Linked DNA regions of Homo sapiens: regions 2 and 3 are each linked to region 1. A link is an interaction called in ENCODE POLR2A ChIA-PET data of the cell type or tissue named here. Cell type or tissue: GM12878. All regions are shown on one strand. Links, peaks and the distances in the headings refer to the core of each region. The heading gives the core; the rest is flanking DNA.

Evidence for each region. Peaks named below come from ENCODE experiments on the same cell type or tissue, not always from the same donor. Only the 100,000 strongest peaks of a DNase experiment are listed, where the experiment ranks them.
Region 2: POLR2A ChIA-PET joins it to region 1 with 6 read pairs; 3 of 35 experiments call an interaction of 5 or more read pairs at or near these places.
Region 3: POLR2A ChIA-PET joins it to region 1 with 5 read pairs; 1 of 35 experiments calls an interaction of 5 or more read pairs at or near these places.

What each region holds. Positions count from the first base shown.
Region 1 is chr5:158,918,678-158,924,350 of GRCh38, forward strand. The region is part of intron 6 of EBF1 (EBF transcription factor 1); the gene reads right to left. Among named protein-coding and RNA genes, the nearest start is that of EBF1, 180 kb to the right of the region's middle. In GM12878, for the core only: no CTCF peak of the experiment used is centred there; a DNase peak (open chromatin) is centred at 2,962; H3K27ac peaks cover 1,842 bases.
Region 2 is chr5:159,091,819-159,097,491 of GRCh38, forward strand. EBF1 (EBF transcription factor 1) reads right to left here. Exons shown (of 16, transcript NM_024007.5): 2 at 5,156-5,312; 3 at 4,525-4,588; 4 at 3,802-3,857. Among named protein-coding and RNA genes, the nearest start is that of EBF1, 5.3 kb to the right of the region's middle. RefSeq lists enhancers at 1-88, 3,947-4,840. In GM12878, for the core only: no CTCF peak of the experiment used is centred there; a DNase peak (open chromatin) is centred at 3,147; H3K4me3 peaks cover 2,391 bases; H3K27ac peaks cover 1,766 bases.
Region 3 is chr5:158,817,616-158,823,288 of GRCh38, forward strand. It overlaps EBF1 (EBF transcription factor 1), which reads right to left. Exons shown (of 16, transcript NM_024007.5): 8 at 5,561-5,673. Among named protein-coding and RNA genes, the nearest start is that of EBF1, 280 kb to the right of the region's middle. In GM12878, for the core only: no CTCF peak of the experiment used is centred there; DNase peaks (open chromatin) are centred at 2,496, 2,856, 3,496, 3,852 and 1 weaker place; H3K4me3 peaks cover 2,076 bases; H3K27ac peaks cover 3,251 bases.

The DNA of each region.
Region 1 (5,673 bases), core at 895-4,894:
CTCCACTCCCCACACTTACCCTTACTTTACATTGGTTCATCTCTGGAGAGAATGGACTAACACTGAAGTTATTATTTATTTACCAAATACTCAGAGCAGCATCCTGTGTGCTGGGCAAGGCATACCAAAATTAGGGCAAGTTACTGTCCAATAGGAAGCTCCGTTCTGGTACAAAGTCAGCCCATGCATTCAGAAATGCATGCTTGCTTTCTTGAAATTTAGGTTAAGGGAGGGCTTATATATAGAAATTAGCTGCTGACAGAGTTTGAATGGGCTTTCAACTAAGGCATTCATTATCCATGAAGCCAACCCTTCCAATATTCCATGGCCTAGAGTTCTTTGCAAATGGCTGTTAAAAATCACATTTGGTGAAAGAACAGAATTTTCTCCTTGGTAATTCAGCTCTGAACTCACTCCATCTGTTTAGCACTTGTTGGGCCTGCGAGGATGTGCAGACACTCTCCAGTGCTGACATGGGTGGCCACCTCCCAAAGAGCAAGAAACAAACCTGCTTTCATCAGCTGCTGGCATTTATGAGGGTCTTAGGATGAAATTAAGATTTTTTTTTTTTTTGAAATGGAAGTTTGGAATAATAACAACCTTGTAGGGGGAACATGGTACTCATGTTGCTTGGGTAACATGTGGTCTAAGTAGCCAGAGGAGAAAATCCCCGGAGAGGGTTATCTCATAGATAACACCAATCATATCTGAGAGGCCAGTGAGAACAATCTTGATGCCTGCAATATTTTAATCTATAACATGGGATGTCACCAAATAATGTGCTGGAAAACAACAGAGAAACATAAAGACACCAAATGAAAAAGCAGATCTCCCTTCAACTTTGAGAATGAGAAGTTACAAATCATCAATGTCTAGCAAAGACATATTCCAACAACGGTGCTCATTTTTTTGAATAAATAAACACCAGGGAACTAGCCTGGGAAACCTGAAACAGAACCACATCTTCTCTCAACTAAAGGCTTATTAACAGCATATGTGGGGACAAAGGATAGGAATATTCTGAGGGCAAGGAGAGTAAAGTTGCATTTATTGATCAAACTCCTACCAAATGCCAAGCACCATATGCATCGATTATCTCATTTAATCCTCTCAAAAAACACGACGGTACATATTATTATCCCAATTTACAGATAGGAATCTGAAGTTTATCAAGATTAAGCAACTTTCCAACTGAACAGGGCTTTAAAGACAGGACTCTAATTTCTAAGCTGTGTTTTTCTGCTATATGCATTGCCCATAGCCCCACAAAAGGACAGAAAGAAAAATCTAGAGGAAAAAAATCAGATCTCTGAAAACTGTCTATAAATTCCCCACAATAAAAATAACAATAACCATGATATCCTAGCACCTCTTTAGGTATATGTGTACATAACTTGCAACATATATATATGAGAAATTACAAATCATCAATATTTAGAAAGATGTATTCCAAAAAAGGTGCTCATTATATACATATGTGTGTGTGTGTGTGTATGTGTGTGTGTATACACACATATGCTTAATGTAATCTTCTTAACAATCCTATCAGGTATCATGATTGAGGTGAGGATGCTGAAGCTGAGTTAGGGACATGCTCAGGTTTACACAGCAACTAAATAACCAAACTGAGATCCAAACCCAGATTTGTCTGGTCCCCAAACCCCTGGACTTCCTATCATATTGTTCTACCTTTTCCATCCCTTTCAACTGGATGTGAAGGTGAACCAGAATCTGAAACTTCAGCTCTAAAGAGGCTGAAAAGAATATGTCGTTCCCTGCCCTCCAATACCTCTGCTTTGTACCTACTGGACACATGGCAGGCCTTGGTGGCCAGTGTCCACAGTAAAAGTTAGTGACTTGAAAGGCATGTGCAGCAGGCAATGCCAAGGGAACTTTTCTTTCTTCTTTTTTTTTTTAAAGAAACACAGTCTTGCTCTGTTGCCCAGCCTGGAGTGCAGTGGTGCAATCATAGCTCACTGCAGCCTGCAACTCCTGGGCTCAAATGATCCTCCCTTCTCAGCCTCCCAAGTAGCTGGGATTATAGGCATGAGCCACTGCACTTGGCTCCATTTTTTTTTAACAGGAACTCTTGTGAGTCAATCACACCTCATAGATATGCTTGCCCCTTTTCCTTTTAGTGCAGGCTCTGGCACCAGCGTGACTCCCTGAAACCCACTTGGTGGAAGGGATGACAGCACTGGAGAGGATGCCATGAATATGGAAGTCCCTGTGTTTTAATTTGCCTAAAAATCTGCATGTTGTTAAAACAAATGTAGAAATTAGCCATATGGGAACCTAGCTTGGGTACATATCTTCATCTGTCACCACATTTGGGGGTGGAAATAGTACAGGATCATTTGCAGTGCTTAGACTTGTAGAGAGGGAGAAAAGTCCACTTGGAAGCAAGCTAATGCTGCACACGTTTATGCGTTTGACCTCACAATATGGTAACTAATGATGGTTCTGCAAATAGACTTAGGAAAATAGATGAATGATTACAGAGGGAAGAACCCAGCAAGGGTGATGAGCTTCGTTTCGCCTATGTTAGCCCTTAATCCTTAACAGGACAGCCAGCACAAATTCTATACAGCTTGCCTAAATAGATGAAATCTACACCTTATTCTGAATTCAAATCTTAGACCCAGTGCATATAATACACTGCCTTAATAGCTTTCCAAACTCTCATTTGGCCTCAGTTATACAACCAGCTGACACTGAAAATAATTAATGCCCTTTAGGACTCGCATCTGCTCCTATGGTTCCAAGTCAAGGTTTTTAATTGGGCTATTTTGGCATTTGGAGACAATGGCAAGGTGAAATAACCTTTCTTTAATATTTTTGAGGTCAGCAGATAGTCCTGCCAAAGGTCATCCTTCAGGTTCACAAATGAGTCATTTGTATCACCTAATGCAATCTGTGACTCGCAAATTGCACTGGGCTGTGTTAGCGTGCATTAATTAGTCCATGTGATGAATACTGAATTCATCATTACCAGCCGGAGCTTGTAGAGATGTACCAATACTTGTTTTGGCGGTTTGTGGTTGCTTATTTTTACTTTGCACTCCACTTCCAACCCTGGTCTGAGATCTTCAACACCGCAAGCCCAATAATTGGCACAGCAAAGTTAACCCTCTCCCTTATGACATGGCCAGAACCTGGGGAAAGATTCCCTGGCACAAACATATTGCAAAGCACGAAGCAACCACAGTTGCTCTATCTTTGGTTTATTGAACCTGTAAAACTCAGCATCAAAAGATGATTCCCTTTTGCCTCACGATCCATAGCATTCCTAATCTTCTAAAAGAGAGAGAGAGACAGAGACAGACAGCGAAAACTCCTGTTTCAAACACCTTGCTCAGAGCAGTGCTCTTAGTTGTGCTGGGTTCTCTCAGCTGCTTGGCAGCTACTGCCTATAATGAAGGCATTATTAATTTCAGTTTCAGGGGATAGAAAATCAGGATGTGGACACTGTATGGCTATACCATCTGTGCCGTTGACATATATTGATTCATACCTTCTTCCCATCTGTCCTTGACATTGTGCAGTAACAGAGGTCACAGTCTTCTCTTTCCTAGAATTCTCCCCAAAAGCAACTTTCTACCCAGTATCCTCTCAGTGATTTGATTTGGTTGCTATTGTGCACTTCTAAGGAAGCTGGTGGCAGAGTGTCTGCATCTGTCATCCCCCAGGTAAGTCCCTTTGACCCAACATAACAATAACCGACCACATCAAAAGGGTGTAGGAAAACAATAGTTCTTCCACTTTGCTGGAAGACAGAGTCAGCAAGGGGCAGACATTTAAAATAGATCTTCCATTTCTCCAGAATTTTGTGGATAACAAAGAGAATTAATGCATCACTCTAGAAATTAGCACATTCATTTTATACAGAAAGGTACAGTAGCCAATTAAATTACACACAGCAGATCTAAGGGTTGGAAAAGTAGATTTACGGAAAGTTAAGAAGCTGAAAAACAGCAGGTGGGTATGTCTTGCTCTACATTATGGACACTAAGAGAAAAATTAAGTCTCCAGTTACTGGGATATATGTGTGTCTTATGTTTAATGTGCATTTTTTGAAAAAAGAACTGTTCAGGTTATTGTCACTTCAGAATTGAGAAAGCCTGAGCCAGATTTCAGAGGGATTTTATTTCAAGGACTATCATTTATTTTATTTTACTCTTTTTTCTAACCACTCTCTGTCCAGGTGGAATGAGACACACAAATAACTGAATTCACAATGGACTTTTTGAGAATTCAAGTGGCCACTTGTATCTGCAAAGTAAGAAGTAAGTGGCTAATTGCAGCCGAAATGAATGGCTGAGCCTACAATTAGCCAATTAGGTGGTCTATTAGCAGGAGGGGCGATTTGAACGCAGAAAGCCCCTCCGTGGAGCCCGAAGGCCTTGGGGCTTTCCAGCAAAACCCAGGAAGAGCGTTAGCCTCTTCATCAAAGCAAAGCTAGACTGCTCAGAATCAGAGAACTGTCAGTTTATTCCTAAAGCTCTAAAATTCTCCAGGTCCAGGTGATAAGTAACACCCTTCCAATGGGGGTAAAATTTTTTTAAAGATTTTAACAGCTGCCTGAAAAGCTTCCTTTTCAAAGTATATCCCCAACCTTACTTTATCCATAAAAATCATCTCCTCCTCTCTCTCCTTCTCTTAAAATTACAGATTAAAACTTATCTGGCATTCTCATCCCATATTTAATGATGAAAATGAATCCATCTTTCAGTTATTCCTTAGAGAAAATATTGCCACTTTCAAAATATTTTAAGAAATTTTGCCTTATTATGGAGGGTGGGTCTCAGATCGCTCCATCAATTTTATTACAAAACAGGAAATTTAGTTTTGTTGAAGCCATGTAGCTCTGCTGAGCTTCTGCAATATCGGGCAAAGAATGAAAGTGCTGGGTGGCGGGAGGTGGGATTTGAAAAAAGCCACGTTATACCAAAGGGATATACTATTAGTTTCCTTAAGTCTGCTCTAGAGGAAATAGCTTAAATCAAGAAACTGGACAAGCCACGCCTCTTCTGGGTCTCAAATTGTACCCATGTGTAAAACCAGTGCCCAGCCCATTTCACTGTAAGGTCCCTTTCAGATCCAAGTCTCAATGATTCTGAATCAACAAATCTCAAATTTCGTGAACTAGTGATGGACCAGTCAAAAGGAAGATTCAAAAGCAATTACCTCTGAGCTCAAAAGCCAAACCTGGGCATTGTTTACTGCCTCTTTCTTTTAGCCTTTTTTGGGTACAGCAACATTTTAATGGTCTTACTTGAAACTACATTCACACAGAGTTGTACTGTTTTAATCACTAGTTTTAAGCCCTTGAGACCTTCTCCGCAGCTCAGATGTGTTATTCACAAAACATTGTCCCTTGTGAGAATGACAAGACAAAGTTTTTAGTCATCTAACTTTTTATCCCCTAGCATTCCACTCCTGGGTTCACCCTGGGGCTCAGGCAGCCCATCTACATCAGCTCTGCCCCATGATGGGTAAACAATTTGCCGAGAAGGCAAATTACGTGGTGGGCTGTTGTTCCATTTCACCTGCAGTCTTTCTGCCTTTTCGCTGTGAAAGCTCACTACCTTCCTCATGCCAGATGCTGCAGAGTGGAAGGAGGTTTTCCACGCAATTCCCTCATGTCTCTGTAACATGCAGGTCCTTTCAGTG
Region 2 (5,673 bases), core at 1,049-5,048, 170 kb after region 1:
AACCTTTTCACGGTCTCCTCACTACATCATCTACTTTCAAATCCATACATACAAGGATTATGTGACTACGATTTCCTGCTTCTCAAGCAGGCTTTTGTTTAGGGGAAGAGTGTTTTGTTTTGATAACTTAATACAATTTGGTATCTTTTCTTTGAATTATAAAATATCACTCTTTTAAAGCAAGATGGTAAGAGGGGAGATAAGCTAAACTTAAAAAAAACTATTTAAAGATATATAACTCACTATAGCAATCACAGAATGTAATCATATTTCAAATACTACATGAAAATCTGAAAGGATGCCCACTAAACCTCAGACCTCCCCCACTGGATTCATTTGAGCTTCTGCAGTAGATATTGTTTCTGGATGCAGCAGCCATAAACTTCTGGGTCCTACAGGGCATTCTGCATGCTCACTAATGGAATACCAAAAACAGTAATGACACGAAAACAAACTATTTTTAGTCCAGCTAAACTTGGTTTTGAACAACCCTTCCCAAAAGCAAGCCTCTTATTTTCTAGTTGGTGGGTGAATTTTTAAAATATTATATCCTGTGTGCTTTACAATGAAGGCATAGGGATAAGGGATCTCAGATTCTTATATATTCATTTCTAATGAAGCTTCATCTTTCCTGGTAGAGTCCAAAAATTAAGAGTCATTACCCAAAATAGTCTAATGAGACACTTTGAAAAGGTGTGAAATACTGTGTCATACCAACACATCTTGGTTGATTGAGTACATTTCTTTTCTATCTCAATGCTGCTAATCCCACCCAAGATCAAGAACAGTTTATGGAAATGTAGAATGCAAAAATAGTTTTAAATTTTGCTTGTCCAAAATTCCTTTTGAGTTTTAACCCCACTTTCTAGTCAAGAATATGACATCACTCACATAAAGCTGCATCTCTGATAGGAAAAATGTTATAATAAACAGGCAGCTAAGAAAAGACACTTGAACAGTGGCTAGGTATTCCTTCCACAATTGATGATGTTATCAGAACTTATCAGACCAGAAGTGTTTCATTCTGTACTCTAAATAATTATCAAAATCCATAATGTATGAGGAAGAATTTCACAGGAAAAAAAAATGTAATCATTTAATCCATCAGTTTATATCAAGACTTACATCTGATTTAAGGAGCCACTGTATATTAAACTAAAATCAAAGATTCAAGAAATTTTAAATCAGACTTGGTATTTAATTATGATAGAATAATTTCAAGCTAGAGGAAAATTAACTGTTTTACTCATTAAGGCTAAATATCAATTATTTTTATGTCACACCTAGGGAAAGTTAAGCTTCTTCACGCTCATCTATCTGCTTTTTGGAGGCCATTGTATTAACCCTGTAGACAAGAAGCTAACCTACTTCCAAAACTCTTGCAGCACATAATCAAAGAACAAGCAATTGGATAATGAGTAGGAACTGCCTTTCAAAGTGAAAGCTACAGAGAGGTGGTTAAACAATTATTATGAAAGCACACAGGTAAGCTTTGAAATATTCCTTTTCCTGATATTTTTTAGACTTAGATAATTATTCAACCTTTTCTCAGGCCACTCCCCACCAAAATATATCATTGCATGCATTTATAATTTTGACTTTTACTGAGATGTCATATTATGGCAAATGACTTTCTCATAAGTGCTATTATCGAAAATAAAACTAATCTTGTTCTTATTCCTCTCTCTCTCTTTCTCTCTCTCTTCCTCCCTCTTTCCTGATAGAATTTATGACACCAAGTGGTCAAAGAATGCCTTAAGCTGCAGTTTTTCTTAAGCTCTATGACCTTGTTAGTAAAATGATATTTGATGTATTGCTTTAAAAATATCAAAAGATGATTCTCCCCCATTTTTATATGAGTATAAGGTAAGTTCATCCCATAATGGGAAAATCAATTAGTAGTGGCACTTTTTGACTAGAGAGACTTAAAATAAAATTTTGAGGAGGTTTAATTCATAGAGCGATTAATCACTTCAAACATGTCTTAATTCTGTGCTTCTTACAATTGTTCATTTCATAGTGCTACCTATAATTTAATATTTCATTGGTCAATGTTGCACAAGCAGACAGGCCTTATGTACTGATTTGTGTATGTGTGCCTTTTATCTTTTAGAAAGTAAATCCTAATAAATACACATAGAGTATGTCTTAGAGTTCCTACTTTCCCCCTCTCCCTCCCAACTTTTTTTTTTTTTTTTTTCCTGTAATGAGAATGGCAGGAAAGGATATCCAGGGTATCAAAGGCAATTTTTGAAAACAAAACTCCACTTAAGACATTTTTATTTTGACATCGCAAAAGAAAAAAAGTTATTAAAAATCAGGCTTTTGTGTTTCTGCCTTGGAAGGCAAAAAAAAAAAAAAAAAAAAAAAAAAAAACACAGTGTCCAAATGAAAGTGAATTATCCTATGCAATTATTAAATCCATTAAAGAAAATAAAACCAAGACCAAAAATTATAAATGGTGATTTACTCTGAGCAATCAACTGAGAAATAAACAGATTTTTAAGAAAGCCAAATATTTTAGGCAAATAACATGAAATATATTTCAATCTTTATTTTTATTTTAAAAAATAGATTTCATACTCTTGCTTTCTACTTGTGTCATATCGAAATATGAAAGTGATCATCAAAAATAGCTGTTAATAAATTGGTTCTTGAAGATTAGATTTTTAAAATGCCCAACAGCTTATTAATGTGACATTTCTACCACATATTTAAGCCGTGGTGTATCTAAAAATAATTTTTAAATATGCATATATACCCTAATTTGAAACTTTCTCAGCCAATATCTATGAAAGAAAATCATTTCTCTTATTTTAAAGGAAACATTCTAAAATCACAATCAAGTAAATAAATTTTAATCCTCTTGCTAAATTGCTGGTTAGTACACAATGGATAACTTTTTTCTTTGTTCTAATTTCTTTCCCCCACCCAATAAAGCTGTCTTCTTTTTTCTGCTACTAACTCCTCCAACTACCTAACCAGCTACTTAATTCTGAAACTAAACTTTTTCTTAAAATTAAGAAGAAGGGGAAAAAGCTCCTGTGCCTCATTAAAACGTCAGGCCTCTTTTCTGACTCGGCTCATAATTGTATCTTTTAAACCATAACTCAACCTTAATGTATACTGCTTGACACCCGCGTGTTGGGAGCTTAAGAAAATGCCGTCTATGTACCTTTAAGACCACAAGCTCACTCATGCTGCCTGGCTTCCTGCCAAACTTGGAGGCAAAAGCAGGAGGGTTTTTGCAAAATATCCTCTAACAATTGTCGCTCCCTCTTTCAACACTACCTTCACCATCATTCCCTTTGAAAACAAATCTGCAGAATGGTCATCTGCGCTCTCAGCCCATCTCATCATTCCTGGGGAAGCCGCCTCTGCCACCCCTCCTCCGCCCCCTCAGCCCCTCGCCCCTCTGCTTCCCGGGGAGGCCTGGCTTGCTTGGGTTTCAAAGGTTCAGCCCACTCCGCACCAGGGTCCCTGGGCACCTTTGAGCCCTTCGGGGCTCCCTGGCCGGGTCAGAGGAAATTCAGCCCTTTTTCTCGCCACTCAGCACCCTGCAGTCTTAATTCACAAGGCCCGAGTTCCCTTGGAGGGACGCGCGCGCGTCGAGCCCTCATCCCCACGCGGCGGTGCAAGCGCATGAATGGACACTGGAAGGCCGTGCAAGTTTGGTCTGAGCCGCCCCCGCTGGCTTTTAGAGTTAGAGTCCCAGCCCACCTGCGGTGGAGCAACTAGCTTCTTGACTGCCCTGAATTTTGTGACATAGAGCCCCCCGTGGCCCAAAATCAAGAAACTTACTTGTTTTGTCATGGAGTCAATGAGGCGCACGTAGAAATCCTGCTCCGTCCTTATCCCTAGGGTTGGAAATGGGGGAAGGGAGGAGAATTAAGTGAGAGGTTACGGAGGGTGGGTGGACAATAATTAACAACAACAAAAAATAACAACAAAACCCCCACACACATATCACGAAAGGGGCTCCAAGGCTGATTGGAACTCCCACTGTCCTGGAAAATACAGCCACGATCTCCCTTCCCCAGTGTCCAGAGAGGTGCTGCTGGCCTTGCCTTAGCGCTCCTGGAAGCCAGACGCCAAGTTCTGCAGCTGGGACTGGGATGGGGGTACCCCGACTTGTCTGTTCTCACGGCAAGAGTCCCTCTGCTCTCGCACACAGCCTTCAAGGCCATGACCCTTCAGCCCCTAAGCCCAAGGGGCCATGGGCCTGCAGCCTGGGCCAAGCCAAAGGAACAGGCCTCAGGAAGGGGAGGAAGAATGAAAGTGGCTCAGGGAGGGATGAGGCACTACACCTGGCCCCAGGTAAACGCGAGACCGATAAGGCTCTTGGGCCACTAGGAGCCTCCTCAGGTGAAACCTCCTGGGGCGAAATTTAGGAGAGGCTGGTTCACCTCAAATAAAGCGGATGACTGACCTTCGCTGGAGGATTTCGTCCACCTGGAGCTCCCTGCGCCCCCTGCCCAGACCCGGAGCCCCAGGGTGAGGCCATAGACCCGACCCGGGCCTCACCATTGCTGTAGAGAAGCTGAAGCCGGTAGTGAATTCCGTTATTGGTCTTTTCGCTGTTGGCTTCCTGGGTTGCATCAGGACGCAAAGACACAAGAGATGCAGGAGAGAGGTCTGCGTGAGCGAGTGGACCAACTTTCGAGGCAACTTTCCCCAAGCCGGGACCCCCGCTGGCGAGCCAGGCAGCCACGGTAGCAGCAGAAATTGTGGCCAATTGTGATCCCTCCTCCGCCCCCTGTTCCTGACTGCTCCCTCTCTCCCAAAAGAAAATTCCGTCGGGCGCACACAGGCTATCCTCTTTCCAGGGCCTAGGGGCTCGTGCCCCGGCCACCAGAGGCAGGCGGTGCGTAATCTGGTAGTGGAGGGCGGGTTCATTCCGGGTGCCCATGGCTGTGGATTGTAGAGCCAGGCTTGCCTCTCTCTAGCTCTGGGGGCTCCGTGCGAACTTTTCTGGAGAAGGAGCCAGTGGACCAGGACCCTGGGTTCGTCTGGGATGGGAAGTGGCTTGGGGGACCCCCACATAGAAGTGTGTTATGGATGCTTTGCACTCAAGGAAGGGCGCGCTGCCCAAGGCTCCCGGGCCTGCTCCCGAGCCGAGCCGGGGACGAGGGGCGACAGCGCTGCGCCCACTTACTTTTTCCTTCTCCACGAACCCCACAAACGCTGTCCTCTCGATCTCCACGGGCTGGCCCTGTCTGTCGTAGAGGGCCAGGACGAAGTGGAAGAAGTTGGATTTCCGCAGATTGGAAGGCGGCTGCTTCTCAAAGTGAGCCCGGGCCAGACCCACCCCGCTGCGGCCAAAGACGCAGAGTTAGATGGCTAAACCGGACGCCGACCCGCGCCCCTTGTCACCCTGTACACACACTCGAACCCTCAAACACCCACCTCCTCTTCCCCCAAAACATCCAGTGGGCGCTCTTCACGCCCCTTCAGGCGACATAGACCCAGCTGACAACGGGACACACATGTCCCCTCATGTCCTCGTCCTCTCCGCCAAGGACGGGTGCGTCCTCAGAACTCGCTGAAGAGGTGTGAAAGTTTTGTTTGGGTTTTGCGCGCGAGATGAAACTCTATAAGCATTTACTCCTACCTGACACGCACTGCGTGGGGAGGAAGAAAAGTGGCGGTGGATGAAGTGAACCCACCTTCGCG
Region 3 (5,673 bases), core at 1,049-5,048, 100 kb before region 1:
AAAACAGACTAAGACACCTAGTAAAAACCTACTCATCTCTTCGGTTTTGGCATAAATGAGATTTCCTGAAACAAGGCTTCCCTGACACTTCATTACTCTCCTCTGCTTTTGTGGTCCCCCTTTGATGCACCACTCTAATTTTGCTTAGTACCTCTCCTCTCTATTCACATCATATATTCTGTGAAGACAAGGACTGAGTCTGCATTATCCTACTGCACCTAGCTTAATGTCTGGCATGTAGTGCCTGCTTAGTATGAATGAGCGATTTCAAGTCCACCTTATTGACACCTTATCCCTTGGCTGGAGATCCAGAGGAAGGGTTCTATTAGAAAATGCCAGTGGATTTCTCTGTTCCCAGGAAGCTCTATTTCTCCAAAGTCACCTCCTGCAGAAAGTCATGTGCCAATAGCTTTAGTTCAGAGCACCATAAAATAGTACATGCTAAAAGGAAGCCTAGAGAGGACCCCACCTGGCTCTCACTGGACATACAAAACTGAGGCCCACAGAAGCAAAGTGACCTTCCCAGGGCCACTTCAGCCAGAGAGCCTGATCCTCCTTCTATCCTCTTGTTAGGACCATATTATACAGAAGGGAAAAGAGACAGGCTCAATTTGAGGTAGTCTCTCCAAGCTCAAACCATCTTTCTCCACATTTCCGTAAAAACATGAAAACAAACAAACAAAAAAACCAAACAAATGAAAAACACATTTAAATGCAGCTGGTCACAGGAAGTCAATGGTGCTGGACACCCAGGGGCAACTGACAGAAGCAAAAACTGCCTCTGTCTGGATCAAAAGGATTATAGAAGGTCATATGCTAAAGATCAAGAACACCACCATATTGTCAGGGACAGTTGTAATGTGACACTGCAACCAAAAGGTCAGAATTCACTGGTGGTGGTGAACACCTGACTCTATTTCTCCAAAGCTATAATTACAGCCAGGAGATGGGCCCAGTGAGTCTATCATCAGTATTTATTCTTCAAAATACTTTGAGTGTGACCAAACTCCACTATTGTTTTTATTTATCTTGAAATCTTGGCACATTTATGTTTTATGTTGCAGTCTTTATTATAACTTTGAAGGGAAATTTAATTGATTTGTATCTGATGCCCACAAAAGCTAAATTTCAATCATTTTCCATTTTTAAAAACTGAGTATGTTTTAAAGAATCTATCTTCAATCTAAAAAAATAAGTAGGACCCCAGGTCAGAGCTCATGAACACTAACATGTTTATATTCTAAAAACTCTTGACTAATAGTTCCATTGTTTTTTTTTCCAAATAAATATGAAGGATGCACATATTCAAAACAATAACAAAAAAAAAAAAAACTAGATCTAAAGAATACCCTACTGGGGACTTAATCCCACTCCTGGAAATGGCTCCTACTGGTGGGTGAGCTCTAGAACGTGCTCACATTTCTCTAGTCACCATGGAGGAGGCAAGTCCTCCAAAAGCCCAAAAAGGGGAGAAGGGAAAGAAAAAGAAGAGAGGAAAGGAGAAAAACACATGCACACCAAAATAAAAAAATACATATATCCCCTTTAAAAAAATGAGCATTTAAACTGCTTGTCAGATGGTTTCCTGACAAAGCCACTAGAGTGTATTCACAGGCATTTGCATAAATGCTGCCTGTGAGTTCACCATAGCTGCAAGCGCTAATGGTACATAAAGTAATTTAGTCACTTCTCCCGGCATTCTATGTCAGAATGATGAGCACGGGCACTTTGCCTTGTTGCATATTAGATCATTAGATAATAAAGTGTTAGCGCATGCAAGCTGACAGGGGCTCTGCACCACAGTGTTGTGAGGGCACCGCATTTTGCCACAGGGGGAAGAAACAGAGAAACTGATGCCACAGTTGGCCTTGAATTCAAGTAAACACAACCTGGAACTCAGGGGAACAACAATGCCAATAGCAACACTCCTCAGGCCCCTCAATGACTCCCCAGAACACAGTCTTCATGAACTTGCCCAAATGACTGGAAGACAAGGCAAGTACACAGGGTAGCGCTGAACATAGCCTTGTGGCAGCCACTCAGCTCCTTTCATCCCGAGCTCATGCTTTTTCAAAAATTGGAACTGAGAGAGCAGTTACATTTTGAGGCTGCCTGTCTCCACGACTGTACATCTTCCATAAAGCTATTGCTTAAAGAAGAAACCTCACTAGGCTAAATGGTCCCATAAATATCCAGCCAAAGAAAATCTTGGTATTTATGAATGAAGAGAAAGTACGGGGGAAGACCATTTTCCACGATCTATAGCATGCCAGGATTCACTATCTTTGGACCATGCAAGAGTCTATGAAATAAATTTGCCTTTGTCAACTCTCATACTTGAATTACAGGGTCATTTATCAGAGCACAGGGGTTTGCGAGTCCATGGGTCACATAAGAAAGCCCATGCATGAATGTAAAGCACGATCTCTGTCTCTACTTATACACAGAAAGGTGAGCCACAAAAGGAAACTTCCTCCAACAGTCTGACAAGCAGGATATAAATAGAGATTTGCAGAATAGCCCAAAATAATTCAGGCTACCTGTAAATTAGATGGTAAAAAGTCCAGAATGGGGGAGAACGTAGGTTCCCACAGGTCACAAGAGGAGAACATGCTTTGCCGTCTCACCATGCGGTAGCTGTTTGAAGGCGGTGGGGGGTGGGAGCGGAGACACAGAGGGATGAGGGTGTATGATTCTCAAAGTCTTTTAAACAGAGCATTTTGAAATAGGACTTTTCAACAGCAAAATAAAGTATTACCCTCACATCAACATGAATTAGCATCTAGGTCCACTCCCACACATTACCAATGAAAGAGTTCAATAGTCATCCTTTGCTGAGTAGATATTTATGTGTCAGCCTGAAGTGTCTAAATGAGTGGGTGGTTTTGTGTGGTTGGTTGACTCACTCTGCAGAGAAGCAGATTTCTATGCTATTGTCATTACTAAGAATTTGAACATGTCTACCCTTTCTTTCCACTGGAGAGAAGTGAAATAAGGCTTCGGTGAAGGCAAAGCCCCTTGCTGAAGGAAATAGGACATACCTATGTCCCCAAGGATGGCCAACCACTTACACAGTGAAATGTCACCATTTTTTGAAAAATATAGTAATATGGCCATCTGTGGACTCATAAACTGAAGCAGGTGAATAAAATGCTGACTTTAAAACTTAGAATAATATGACACCCCAACTGAAATATTAACACTCTTAGAAGAGGGAATATCTGAGCTGGGAGGAAGCTTAGAGCTGTGTTGATCCAGAGGTCTCAAACTGTTGACCTGTGGCTGCATTCTTCCTAAGTGGCTTTTTTCCCCCTCTCCTCCCTTCAGTGTCCAAAAATTTTGTAATTAGTTACCAACAATTAAAAATTCACTGTTGCCAAACTGGAACATCTGGCCCCACTTGGGCTCTCATTCCCCTTAGCAACAACTGGCTGGGGCCGAGGGGCACCAGAGCGTGTACTTGCCTGTCTTCTCAGCCTCCACCCAGCCCACTTCCCTATCTACATTACCTGCCCCCACCCAAAGCACAGATTTTTTTTTAAACTCTCCTACAGATCATCACCTTCATTTTAACAAGGAGGAAATCAAGGATCCCAAAAGCTAAAGCGATTTGTCCAAGGTCAAATAGAGGCCAGAGTGAAACTAAATTGAATTTGGGGTTCCTGGTACCTATTTCAAGACCTAGTCCTTTATCATGCTGCAAAATAACGTTACTGATCCTCATTGCCTAGAGGGATCCTTTAGAGAAGGCTATATTCTATGTTTGCTTTTGGTTTTTGTTGGAGGGATAATTTGCCTGGTGTCAGGAGCTTTCTCACTGGCTTCCCAAGAGCAGAAATAGGAGCTGGGTGTGGCCTGAGCATATTTTGAAAGTGTGAACCCAGATTTCAAACTGACAGTCAAGTCTGTCACCAGACTGGGCAGTACCTATTGCAACTAACCACCCACAGTCAAAAACATAACTTCAATCCTTAAGCAGCACTCTCCAAATCATGCCCACTGAGTATTTCCCTAATTTTTTCTTCCTCCTTTCACCTAAACACCTCTAGTCACACAATGCCTTAAGTGACTCCAAGGGTATTATAAAGACAACATTACTGTAAAGTGAGGATCAGAATAATTTTAAGTACAGAAATGGAACTAGGAATGTAATCATGAGCAGGTGTTTGAAATGGCCTCCTGCAAAATGTAATATCCATCCATCTCAGCACTAATGAAACCATAAAGAAGCAGCTTTTGAAAGATGATGGTTTACTTTAAAAAGACTGTAAAACTGGATGTGGTGAAGAATCCCTTCTAAGAGCATTACATCTGGCTAATTAATAAAAAGTACAGTTCGTGTGTTCCATAAGCACAGGGGAAAAAGCCAGGCAAAAATGATGAGAGTGGCGTGTTTATTAAATTGGGATGCTGGCAGAGAAGGGAGTTTTCTACCTTGTAAATTATGGGCAACTCCTGGCCCATGGAAAAAAGCAGGCAATCAGGTGATCATTTGTGTGGTAGTGTTCTGAAAAGAATCTTGCTGACCCTAGCAAACTGGAAAGGGAAGTGAGGGAAATGGGTTGAGAGTTTGAGGCAATTGAAGAAAGTCTAATATGGTGACTGGTATCCAGCAGAGCCTCAGTCACTCATTCTTGGATGGACGGATGGACGGATGGATGGATGGATGGATGGATGGATGGATGGATGGATGGATGGATAGATGGATAGATGGATAGATAGATGAACGGATGGATGGATGAGTGGAGAGGAGGAAGAGTGGATATATTACACACACACATGCAGCACTGAAAAATTCAGGCGTGCCCCTAACCCAACCCATGGTTCTTCTGAGTGGCATTCACTTTCCTTGATTCAAATTTTTATCTGGTTTCCTTCAGTCCTCTCAAAGGCACCACTGATTAGCCATAATTCTCAAGACAAATGGGATTTCTCCCTACCAAAGTCTACTTACAGACAGCAAGTTCTATCACATGGTGAAGAGGTAAGAGTTAGGTACAGGGCACAGGAGGGACATTTGGTCTGGGCTTCATATTCAGAAAGCACCTCCAACCTCGACATTGAACCTGATCTCCAAATGAAGTTCAACAGGTGGTCACAGAGATACACCAGGAGGGTGGTAAAGAGGATGGGTTCATTATAAAACCTCAATGGTCAATTATAAACATGTCAAATATATCACAATTTTAGTGATACCAAATTGTGTGGCCTTTCCTTATTTTTCCCTTGGATTGGCCTTTCCTTATTTTGTAATCCAGTGGGAGCTTAGAATAAAGCAATGGTCCAGGCCTCCTTCTTTCTCTCAACCTGAAAGGAGGCAATATCAGCCATTTCCAGAGTAGAGAGTGGTCCCACAAGAAAGGTGGGCCTCAGAGATATTTTCCTGTCTTTAAATATTTGCCACCATATGTTGAAGAGAAAAAACCCTAGAGGACCAATCTTATTCAAAAAGACTTTTGAAATTTGAAACAGAATAGAACATGTGGTGGAGTGGAAGAAAGAAACCAAATATATTCACAGTTAAAGTAGCAATGCCAACCAATGAAAATGATTCGCCTACCATGTTCCAGATAAGAGGGCGTACCTTCCGAGGGGTCAAGCCTCCGAGCCCTCCGCCCATGCTTGGAATTATTATGGACAAACATGTTATCAGAGACTGCCAGGACATGGCCA